Linked DNA regions of Homo sapiens: region 2 is linked to region 1. Evidence: read pairs that join two places in POLR2A ChIA-PET (ENCODE). Cell type or tissue: PC-9. All regions are shown on one strand. Links, peaks and the distances in the headings refer to the core of each region. The heading gives the core; the rest is flanking DNA.

Evidence for each region. ChIA-PET counts read pairs that join two places held together with the same protein. Peaks named below come from ENCODE experiments on the same cell type or tissue, not always from the same donor. Only the 100,000 strongest peaks of a DNase experiment are listed, where the experiment ranks them.
Region 2: POLR2A ChIA-PET joins it to region 1 with 14 read pairs; 5 of 35 experiments call an interaction of 5 or more read pairs at or near these places.

The regions. Positions count from the first base shown.
Region 1 is chr15:75,808,014-75,813,385 of GRCh38, forward strand. No RefSeq gene overlaps it. Among named protein-coding and RNA genes, the nearest start is that of UBE2Q2, 33 kb to the right of the region's middle. In PC-9, for the core only: a CTCF peak has its summit at 2,148; no DNase peak of the experiment used is centred there.
Region 2 is chr15:75,658,301-75,663,672 of GRCh38, forward strand. It overlaps SNX33 (sorting nexin 33), which reads left to right. Exons shown (of 2, transcript NM_153271.2): 2 at 1-4,001. Among named protein-coding and RNA genes, the nearest start is that of SNX33, 13 kb to the left of the region's middle. RefSeq lists enhancers at 1,564-2,137, 3,286-3,859. In PC-9, for the core only: no CTCF peak of the experiment used is centred there; a DNase peak (open chromatin) is centred at 2,981; H3K4me3 peaks cover 565 bases; H3K27ac peaks cover 1,913 bases.

The DNA of each region.
Region 1 (5,372 bases), core at 230-5,229:
TATTCCTGAGGCCCAGCTGTTCCCTGTCCTGCCCATGGCTAACTTACTGACCAATGAGCTTCCCTTCTTGCCTAAGCCAGTGAATTTTCTGTCACTCACATCCAAAGAGCCCGGACTGTAATGGCAGGGTATGGCAGGGCTGAGCTGGCTGGGGCAGAGGACGGTGTGGGTGGAATCAGCAGTGACAGGCACACAGGAAGTGCAGGTATCGAGTGGCCTCCATGAGGTCTCCCTCCAGCCCCGACTGTGAGCAAGGCTGGGCTCATACGCTCAGTAGGTCAGAGTGAGGGATTTGGTCAGAGGTGCCATGCTCAGGGCCATCTTTCTATGGGCCAGACTCTTCGTCATCAAAGGTTTTGCCATCAGAGACAGTTTTAGTCCTATCTTGGGTTCACTTGATCAATTGCTGTTCTCCTGCTTTCAGGATCTTTACACTAGGCTGCCCTACCTGGGGGTTAGGAAGCCATAGGCATCCTGGTCATAAGTCTGGACCCCAAAAAGGGCTTCTGCCAGCCTGCTAAGGGTTCCAGAGGGCAGGACTGAGGGGTGGTGGGAGGAGCCCAGCCTGGACGGCCGAGATATATATAGTGCTCTTGATTCATCTCTTGGAACTTTTCACCCATCAAGTTTAGGCTCCCAGTGGGGCACACATGGGAAAGACAATGCCCATGTCTTCAACTAGTTTCCCCATCAGAAGTGGTCATTGCACCAAGCACCCTCCTCCATTAAAACCGGACAGGCCAAGGGCCGCTTTCCTAATGGATGAGTCTTCTTGGTCTGTCTCATGTTCCCAACAGAGCTCCCTCCATGGGATGGGAAGGTGCCATCCCAGGGCCGCCGTTTTGACCCAGCCTCCAGCCAAAGCTGGTCCCCCTGCCAAGCAGGCCCTAGAGTTACACTGGAGAGTGACAAGCCTCATCTGAAGATTTCTTGCTGAAAATTGTCAGTTTCCTGCACAAGTACATCCTGGCAGTTTACACATTTATGCTTAGCGTTCCATTACTGGAACGCTAAGCTTGTGGAGTTATTTATATCCTACTGCTCAGTGTCATCGCCAAGGTCTGATTTTTCACAGAAAAACATTTGCAACCTCTGACATAATGAGTTAATTCAAATTAAACCCAGAAGGAGACTGCTGCTTCAGTCTCAACTGCTTGGAAATTGTGCTATGTAGAGCTTTCGTTTACTGAAAATTGTGCCTTCAGACTCTGTGCAGATTAACCTACTACATAGAGCAAGTACACACATAGGGCACCAACCAAGGACAAGTGTGTACCTGTGTGCACACACAAATAGAAAATCCAAAAATAAATATTTTAATTTCAGCTATCATGGAAGTTTTGTGTCATTTCTCCAAAAATGCCCATGTCAAATTTTATTTTATAATTTAGTCTTGTTTTTATTTAGAATTACTTAAGAAAAAGGGGAGCTGAGTGTGGTGGCTTATGCCTGTAATCCCAGCACTTTGGGAGGCTGAGGCAGAGGATTGCTTGAGCCCAAGAGTTTAAGATCATCCTGGGCAACTTGGTGAAACCCCATCTCTACAAAAAATACAAAAATTAGCCAGATGTGGTGGTATGTGCCTATGGTCCCAGCTGTGCAGGAGACTGAGGTGGGAGATTCATCTGAGTCTGGTAAGTTGACGCTGCAGTGAGCTGTGATCGCATCTTTGCACTCCAGCCTGATGACAGAGAGAAACTGTCTCAAAAAAAAAAAAAAAAAAAAAAAGGAAAAGGAAGAAAGAAAGGCAAAGAAAGAAAGAAAATGAAAGAAGAAAGAAAGAACGAATGAATGAAAGAAAGAAAGAAAGAAAAGAAAGAGAGGAGCTCTGCACAATAATTTTGCAGTGTCTTGGGTCTCTAAAGATCTTAATTAGGACCTAAACTCAGATTAGGCTGGGATCCTGGGCAGTGTGGCCCCAAATACAGTTATGGGAGGCCCTTCCAAGATAAGTCTAGACTGAGATAGAGTAGGTCTCAGGAGAGGGGCTGATATGCCCATGGTTCTCAACCTGGCTGCACCTGGAGAGCTTGGCATCACCTGGAGAGCTTGAAAACATTCTGATGCCCAAGCCCCACCCTAGAGATTCTGAGCTAATTGGTGGGGGATGGCCTGGGCACCAGGAATTTTCACAGCTCACCTGATGATGGCACTGTGCAGCCAGGGTAGAGAAATACTGACCTTTGCTTTCTCCACGTTGTGTCTGCCTTGGTTTTCCCATATTCCCCCAGGCTCCAGGATCTGAATGAACTACAGGAATTGAGAATTAGCCCTCCCACCCAGCCACTTTCTTCCCCTGCTGGGGAATCTTTGAGCCTTCATTTTGGCTATAGGCCTCGATATAACTCATCGGCCCAGGGATCGGGGCAGGAGTGGGGCTCCTGGCAGAGAGCAGAGTGTGGGCTTTGTAGTTACACAGACTTGCATTCAAGTCCCAGCTCTGTGATGTCAGAAGAAGATCTGATCCATAGTTGGTTACCCTGCGAAGTGGAGAAAGTGTCCGCCTAACCGGCAAGATCTCTTTGAGACTGAAATGAGAGAAAGCTGGGGCAACAAGTGAGTTCCTTCCGCGCCATTTCTGTGAGCTGGCCCTGTAGCTTCTCCTTGGTCCTTTGAGTTCTCAGCTTTAGCTCTCTTACTCCTGCTCCTTCTCCTCACTCTCTCTCTTTTCCACCCTGGATAAGTGCCCTGCTTCTCCCCACAGGTTAACCACCCTCCCCCGTACCCAGTGGGTGATGAAAGTCTTCCCTGGTTGTGCCAGCATCTCCCTGATACTTCCTTTCTCTCCTGCATTCAACCATGATGAAGCCCAGCACAGTCTCCCTCTCTTGTGCCCCATTTCCACCACAAGGTCACTGTCAGCTCTTACACAGACATCCCCAGTAGCTTCCACTTTGGCCTCTTCCAACCAGCCATTCTGGTATTGCAGCCATATTCATCTTTAAAAGCCCAATATTATTAAGTCACTCTCTTGCTAAATTCTGCAATGGCTTTGACTCACCCTTGGCCTGCAGGATCTGGCCCCTGCCTGCCTCTGCAGCCACCTTTTGCTTCATTCTTTCTCTCTTACTCCCTCTATCACCTCAGATCCCTGAGGGTTCCCTCCCTCCTACCTCAGGACCTTTGCACATGCTGTTCTCTCTGCCAGAAACACTTCTCTTTGACAGTGAATGCCTTCTCAAATATCCCTTATTTGGGGTGTTGACTACCCACCCCATCAGATTAGGTCCCTCACTATATGCTCTTATATCTCTTTATACTTTTTCAATTAAATAAATTTTGATCACGTGATTTATGGCCATCTCCCCTACTAGACTGTAAGCTCCATAACATCAAGGACCAGGCCAGTTTTTGTTCATCGTTGTAACCCAAATGCTTAGCACTGTGCCTGGCACAAACTAGGGGCCATTTGGACCAAGTGTCTAGGTTGTGTAGACTTGCAGCCCCTGTGGAAGTGTGTGGATAAACATGAGAAACAGGATGACTGCCTCCCCAGCATGGCTTGAGTGTTTCCTGGATGTGTCCAGGCGGGTATCACATGCTGGGTGGCATCAGAGGAGTGCCCTGTTTTCCTTTTATAAGAGAAGGAAAGGTTAGAGACTATGAACAGTCAGCTGTGGGATCATACAGTGTCTGCCCTGCTCCACTTGGCTCAAGGCCTCTGGGGAATGGGGATATGGGACAGGGACATGGCGCATGGTGCAAGTGGTTGTGGCAGCGAGCCTTATGGAGGAACAGCAGTGAGTCAGTCCCTTCTTGGCATGGGACGCTGCCTCTGCAGGCATAGGAGGCCATATTCCCCACTCTCACACCCAGTCAGTTGGGTGCTTCTAACTTGAGCTGTGGCATTTGGCATGTAAAAAATGCATTCCTGGTTTTCCAGCTTGGATCTCATGGTAAGCAGGGGTGTGAGGTCTGAGGAGGATGAGTGTTTCAGTGGAGATGTCTGGATAACTTTTAGGATAAGTATATCCCAAACATTGCATGGGATATACTCATACAAAAAAACTATTTGCTGTTTATCTGATATTGTAGGTTAACTGCATATCCTATAGTTTTCTTTGCTCAATCTGGTGCCCCTAAGCTTGGGGCTTCCTCACTTCACCGTGGTGCTGTTGTGCCCTTCCTTCATTATACCACACTAGGCTCTTGGGGTACACAGAGGAGTGAGACAGGACCCTTCCCTCAGGGAACTCACAGTCTAACATAAGAGATAAGAATTTGAACAGAGATCGCCAAAGCAATGCAAACTCTATTTCTGAGAATTTGGGGACCCTTGTTGGAATAGAACAGCTTTAGAATTCAGAAGAGATCAGAAATCATGGAACAGAATAGGAAGTCCAGAAACAAACCTGAAGGTTTTTCTTTTCTTTTTTTTGGAGATGGAGTCTCACTCTATTACTCAGGCTGGAGTGCAGTGGTGTGATCTTGGCTCACTGCAACCTCTGCTGCCTGGGTTCAAGCAATTCTCCTGTCTCAGCCTCCTGAGTAGCTGGGATTACAGGTGCCTGCCACTACGCCCAGCTAATTTTTATATTTTTAGTAGAGATGAGGTTTCACCATCTTGGCCAGGCTGGTCTTGAACTCCTGACCTCATGATCCACCCACCTCGGCCTCCCAAAGTGCTAGGATTACAGACATGAGCCAGCACGCCTGGCCACAAACCTGAATTTTTATAAGAATATATTGTTTTAGCGTGTGATAAAGGTGGCATTAAGACCTCTTGAGCAAAGAAGAATTATTCAATAAGTTTTGTTAGAGCAATTAATTAACTACCTGGAAAAAAATTAAGTTAGAATCATTACTACTTTAAACCTCATGCCAGAAATGAATTCCAGTTGTTGTAAAGATGTTAACAAATAAAACTGTAAACATACTAACTAGGAGAAAACATAAAAAAAGAATATTTACATGATCTTGGGGATTATGAAGGACTTTCTAAGCATGATGCTCAGTACTGTACAGAAGGTATAAAGAAAAATTGTTCTATTCATTGCAAATTTGTTCTATTCTTGCAAAATTGTTCTATTCATTGCAAATTTGTTTTTCTCAATAATTTCTTCTGTCTTTTCATTTGTTTTTCTGGTGTTTTGTAACATACAGAAGTTTTCATTTTTACATAATGAAGTATGTCAGTGTGAGTATTCCAACTACATAAAAGTACTCATCAACAAACAGGAAAAAGACAAACACAGTAATAGAAAAAATGAATCAAGGAAATATACCAGCAATTCAGAAAAGAAGAAATACAAATGTCCAATGAACATATAAAATAATATTCAATTTCACTAGTAATAATAAAAAAGAAAAAGCAAACCCAGCATTAGTGAATGTATTAGTCCATTCTCATATTGCTATAAAGAAATATCTGA
Region 2 (5,372 bases), core at 94-5,093, 150 kb before region 1:
CTTCCTGTTGCACAATGGGAAACCTAAGAGGAAAAAGACAGGGGCCTGCTTGCCCAGCCATGCGAGGGATTCCATGCCCACCTGCCCTCTGTCTGCCTCGCTGGAATGTGGGCCCCTGCTCCCCGTCAGGTTGTGCTGTCTCTGACCTATGTTTACATCCCCGAGGGGTTTCTGCCTCCTCCCCACCCAGGTCAGGGTGTGGTCCAGCAGCTTGCTGTGGGGTGCTGACATGTGTCACCACTGCCCCCCTTGCCCCCGGGGGGGTCATGGTCTCCTCCTGGATGCTGCTCCTTGAATCTTTTTTCTTGATAAACCTTTTACAATTAAGATAACACAAGCATGACTTTTTCTGTTTGGATCCCAGAAAGGCGGAGGGCAGGAGAAGGATAGAGCCCTAATTGCTCCTGAGAGCCATTGGATGAGATTCTGAGGTCGTGGTGGGCACAAATTTTCCACAGAACCTCAAAAGTTCAGGGGAGGGCTATGCTGGTGGAAGGTGCCAGCAGGCAGGAGGAGCTAGAGGCGGCTGTGGACCCCTGGGTGGATCCATCCCTCCCTAGAACGCACTCTTGTCTCTAAAACAGGTGGAGTGCTGCCCAGGGGACTGGCTGTACTGCCTTGTGATCTGGGGCTGAGGGTTGTATGAGGAAGGGACAGGACGCTGTGCCCTAGGACAATTAATAGATGGTGGCTCCTCTCCCCAAGGAGCCATGCCCTGGCCTTGCCCTTGAAAAGCCCTAGTCCAGGGGAGGGAAGTGGGGGACTCAGAAGCTGTGTCTCTTCCCCAAACCGTCCTGGGTACCCAGCCCTGCGGAGGCTCCCACATTGGAAACTGAAGAGGACGCTGGCTGTTGGGGGTGCCCTGATCAGGATGAGCGGACCTTGCTCTTGGATCTGTTCATCCACAGATGAGAGGAGGGTACTGGTTGAGACTTGGCTCTCCTTTGGAGGCAATGGGGACTTGGTGGAGGGAGGGCTTCCAGGGTCAAGGCCGTCAGGGAAGGTTGGCTAGACCAGGGACCAGGGAGCTTGTGCAGGAAGATGGAGAAGGGCCAGCAGGTGCGGTGGGGGAAGGGGCGGGCAGGACTCCCTGTTCAGGGCATAGCGTCCTCAGAGGAACTTCTGGAATGGGTCCCCCTGGCCCTTGGTCAACATTAGGTCAGATTTGGGACTTTCTGAGGAATTTTCCCCTCTCTCCACCCTGCCCCATTTTCTAACCCATCCGAGGAACTTCCCGCCCTTAACCTCTTCTCAGCTCTGCCATCCATGTAGCCATCTGCAGAAGGGGCTCTGAGCAGTGGGGGCTGGGCCAGGCCGAGGCAGGGCTGGTGGGAATGCTCCTCCTAACCCATGGTGCCTGGAAAGTCCCCTGCTCATGCTTCCTGCTCTGGGAACAGTGTTGTCCTCTGTGTGCCTTCCTTGAGAGGGGACCACCTCCCAGGCCTTCCATCCTCAGGGTGAGGCCATCAGTCTGATACTTTTCTCAGGAGGGACTTGGATCCAGGAGAAGCATCAGGAAGTGGAGTCTTGGGATAATGCCAGGCCTGCTCCTGGTATCCTGAGGTCTCTGGGCTGGGGCAGGTGTGTGTGTGGCAGGGAGGGAGGCTGTCCTGGCCCTCCTCTCTCTTTTCTTTCTGCCTCTATGGGGGTGGGGGTATTGGGGGAACTTGGGGCCGTTCTGGGGTAGCTAAGCCCCTTTCAGCAGGAGATTGGGGGACCAGTGTTGGGGGCATCCTGGTGATGGCCGATTCCTGCCTCGTCACATGCCAGGCAGATGTTCCCGACTCGGCTGGACCCAGCTGCCTCGTTTCCTCCCTTACTTTGCTCTGAGGGGGTGGAAAACAAGGCTTCTCTTTCTGCCCTGGACAGCTACCAGCACCCGGGGTAGGGGATCCCCTGGTCACCAGTCTTGGCCCAGTACAGGAAAAGGAATCCGCTTTGTGGCCACAGATGGGGGCTGGGGATGGAAGCAGACCTCAGATCCTGCATCTCTTCACCCGCTGGACACAGGAGGGCTATGAACCACTGTGCCGTGGCTGCACCACTGGCTGGAGCAGAGCCAGGCCTGGGAGAGGCAGGTGGCCCCATCGGCCCCTGCTCTGCACCACCCCTCCCAGATGACAGAGCCATATGTCTTCCACGTGTCTACACACTCACAGACTCACGAATGTAATCGCTCAGTCTCACAACAAGCACACGCAGTCACACACCTGCCCACAGGCACATACGCCACATAAGCATGCCTGTATGCTCACACAGTCATACTGCCACACGCTATTACACATTCACAGCCACAGCCACACATGCCTTGCCATCCATTCAAAGCACCAGTGGCTACTTTGTCAGACACAGCCACACCACAGTCCTATGCACATGGTCATAGCCTCACACAGTGACACATACTCGGGCACACACCGCCACAAAGCCATGCTTGCACAGAGCAAAGGTGTCATAAGCATCTCTGTGCCTGGACTGCACCTGCATGACCTCCCAGGGTCCCCACCTCATCAGAGATTAAGGAGAGCTTTGCTTGGAGACACCACCCCTGGAGGGGGTGTCTCCAAGGGGGAGTAGAGCCAGTCACAAGCACCACATACAGGCACACAGCCTGAGGTCTAGGGATGCAATTGGGATGACTGGATACCACCAAGTTCAGCTCCTTATTGAACAGATGGGCGCCTGAGGCCCAGGGAGCAGTGGTGGCTGGCCTTATCACCCAGCAGGGCAGGGGATACTCTGGGGCCAGAGCCTGGCTCTGGGCAGACTCTGTTTCCTGGCCCTGCCCTCCCCTGGGCCAATCCTCTGGGCCAGGCTGCCTCTGAAGGCCCCTGGCTGAACCGATCCAGCAGAGCTCCAGGCAGCTCCCTTCTCAAGCTAGAGCTGAGCTGCAGTGGCCACGGGAGCCGGAGCCAGGATGCGGTGGGCAGGGCCTAGGCCTGGGCGGGAGGAACATTCCTGCACCATCTCCTCCCCAAGCATGTGAGGACCCAGCCCGCCCTGCCCGCCTGCCCGCTGACTCAGGCCTCCAGGAGCCAAGCCTGCTCAGCTCCCCCACCCACCCTAACCTGCTTCCCCACTAGTTCGGCTCTGGTTCCCCTCTCCACTGGCTGGGGCAGGAGAAGACGGTGAGCCCTGGTAGGAAGACCATGGGGAAAAATCAAACCTCACCACCCCCCGACATAGCTCAGAAGGGCTGATTGTGAAACCCAGCTCTGTTCAACATAGTTGAACACAAACTTTTTTTTTCTTTTGGTTTGGTTTTGTTTTGTTGGTCAAACCCCAGTGCAGTGCAGTCTGTTTAAGAAGTAGTGTCGCATAGCTGTGGCCTGGATCTGCTCAGCAGCCCCAGTAGGCAGCATTTATTCCCTTTCGCAACAAAGAGACTGAGACTTGGCCAGAGGGAAGATGGGACCTGCCTAGGTTCACACAGGGAATCTCTGGCGGGGCTGGACTCAAACCCAGCTCCCTGCCATCACTCCTTAGAGTCACACTGATGAACTCATTTAGGGCCAAAGGAAGAAGGGGAGGCAGATTTCCCCTCTAGATGAGTGAAGGGATAGGAGGCTGGTGAACCCAACGGCTGAAATGTGAAGGGTGAGAGGGTAGGGTGAGTCCCCCCAGCCCTGAGGGATGAAGGGTCTGAAGATGGCACTGCACGGTGACAGCTGCAGTGACTCAGGAGCTCCGTTTACAAAGGAACATGAGTGAGGAACATAACTTAATTTTTTTTTATATCTGACCTGAATTTCTGTTTTCCTCCCCCATTCCCCACATGGTAGAAGTGTAATCTCACATCAATTTGGGGACCCTTTCTTTCCCCAGGGATGTGTAGAACTTTTGGGGATGGCACATTTGAAGACCTTAGGGAGCTTTGCATTTTAAAGGCTGAATCCCACACTCTATCATACATATTAATATTTACCTGCATTCCACATTAAAGGGTTCAGTTTATGACTTGTGTCCTGTCTTGTAGATACTTAATTAAACGGTATTAATTTTGATTTTGCCCCTTTCTGTTGGTGCTCTGCTCTCTTCCCTCCTCCCCGCCCTGCCCACCCAGCAGCACACATTGTTACGGGTTGCTTCTTGCAGAACTCCTGGACCTGGATGCTGCCATTGGGCCTGCGATGCCCGCCATGGTCCTGGTCAGCATTGGGCCCTCCGATCATCTTGCCCTGCCTCCTGCCTTTCCCCTGCATGCTCCCTTGATGCCCATCCTGAGTCTCTGTGTGTCTGGCTCTTCTCTGCTCTTGGGCACTCAGGGCTCCTTCCATTTGCCCTGTACTAAGGGGCTGATAGAGGTCCTTTCTGTGGCCTGTGGCCCCCTCTGGGGCCTGTGGTCATCATTCCACAGCTCCCACTTCGCAGTCAAGCACAGGGAGCTCTGGGGTGCCGCTTAGACACCCCATGCCACCCTGTTTCTTCTGGGATCTGGCTCCTTTCTTGGGGTTCTACCTGGGATGGGGGTATGAGTCCCACTGCTTCGGAATCTCCCAGCCTCTGGGGATTCTACTATCTCCCAGTGCAGGCAGCACTGTGATGGGCACTGGATGGTCGTTATTTTACAACCACCCCATGTGCAAGAGATTATTACTGTCATTTTACACACCAGGAAATGGGGTCCAGCGAGGGGGGTGCTGGAGTAGCCAAGGCTGGTGCGAAACAGTACCCAGGCCTGGGCTACCTGTGCTGAGAGGCAGATGGCCAGTGCCAGGGCCGGGTGTTACAGGCTGGCGGAAGCCTGGAGGCACCTGGAGCCTCTTCTGGGCTGACCCGCACCCCTTGCTGCCATTTGGCAGGAGTGCTCTGGGGTTGGAGCAAGGGAGTATGAGGCTCCTCCATATAGCCCTGCTGCCCCCAGATAGCAGCAGCCCCCACCCCAACCCCATTCCTTTCCCTCTACCGCCCAGAGGCAAGTGCAGATCCTGACCAGTGTGGCCTTGCTGTAGGGATGTTTCTTAACTGCTTCATGCTTCTGTTTCTCCACTGAGAGGGGAGTTCCAGATGGCTGTTAGGAGGGTGACGTGAGCAGAACACATCATCTGGGCAGTGCCTGCACAGCCAGCGCCACTGAGGAGCAGGTGGGGTCATCAGCCTGAGTAGAGCTGGAGCAGCCCTGGGGAGAGAGAGTGCTAAGAATATTGGTACCCCCACTTCATAGGTTGGAAAACTGACTGGGCAAGCCCTTTAAAGCCACACAGTGGGTAGATGGCAGAGCTGGGCCTGGAACCAGGCCCCCAACCACCCCCAGACCTTTAGCCTTGCCCCGTGTTGCCACACTGCCTCCGTGGGGAGCAGATTCCTTGGGGTCCTTGGCTGTCATTGTACTTGTCATCCAGGGCAGGAGGGGTCCGCTGGGCCACTAACAGTTA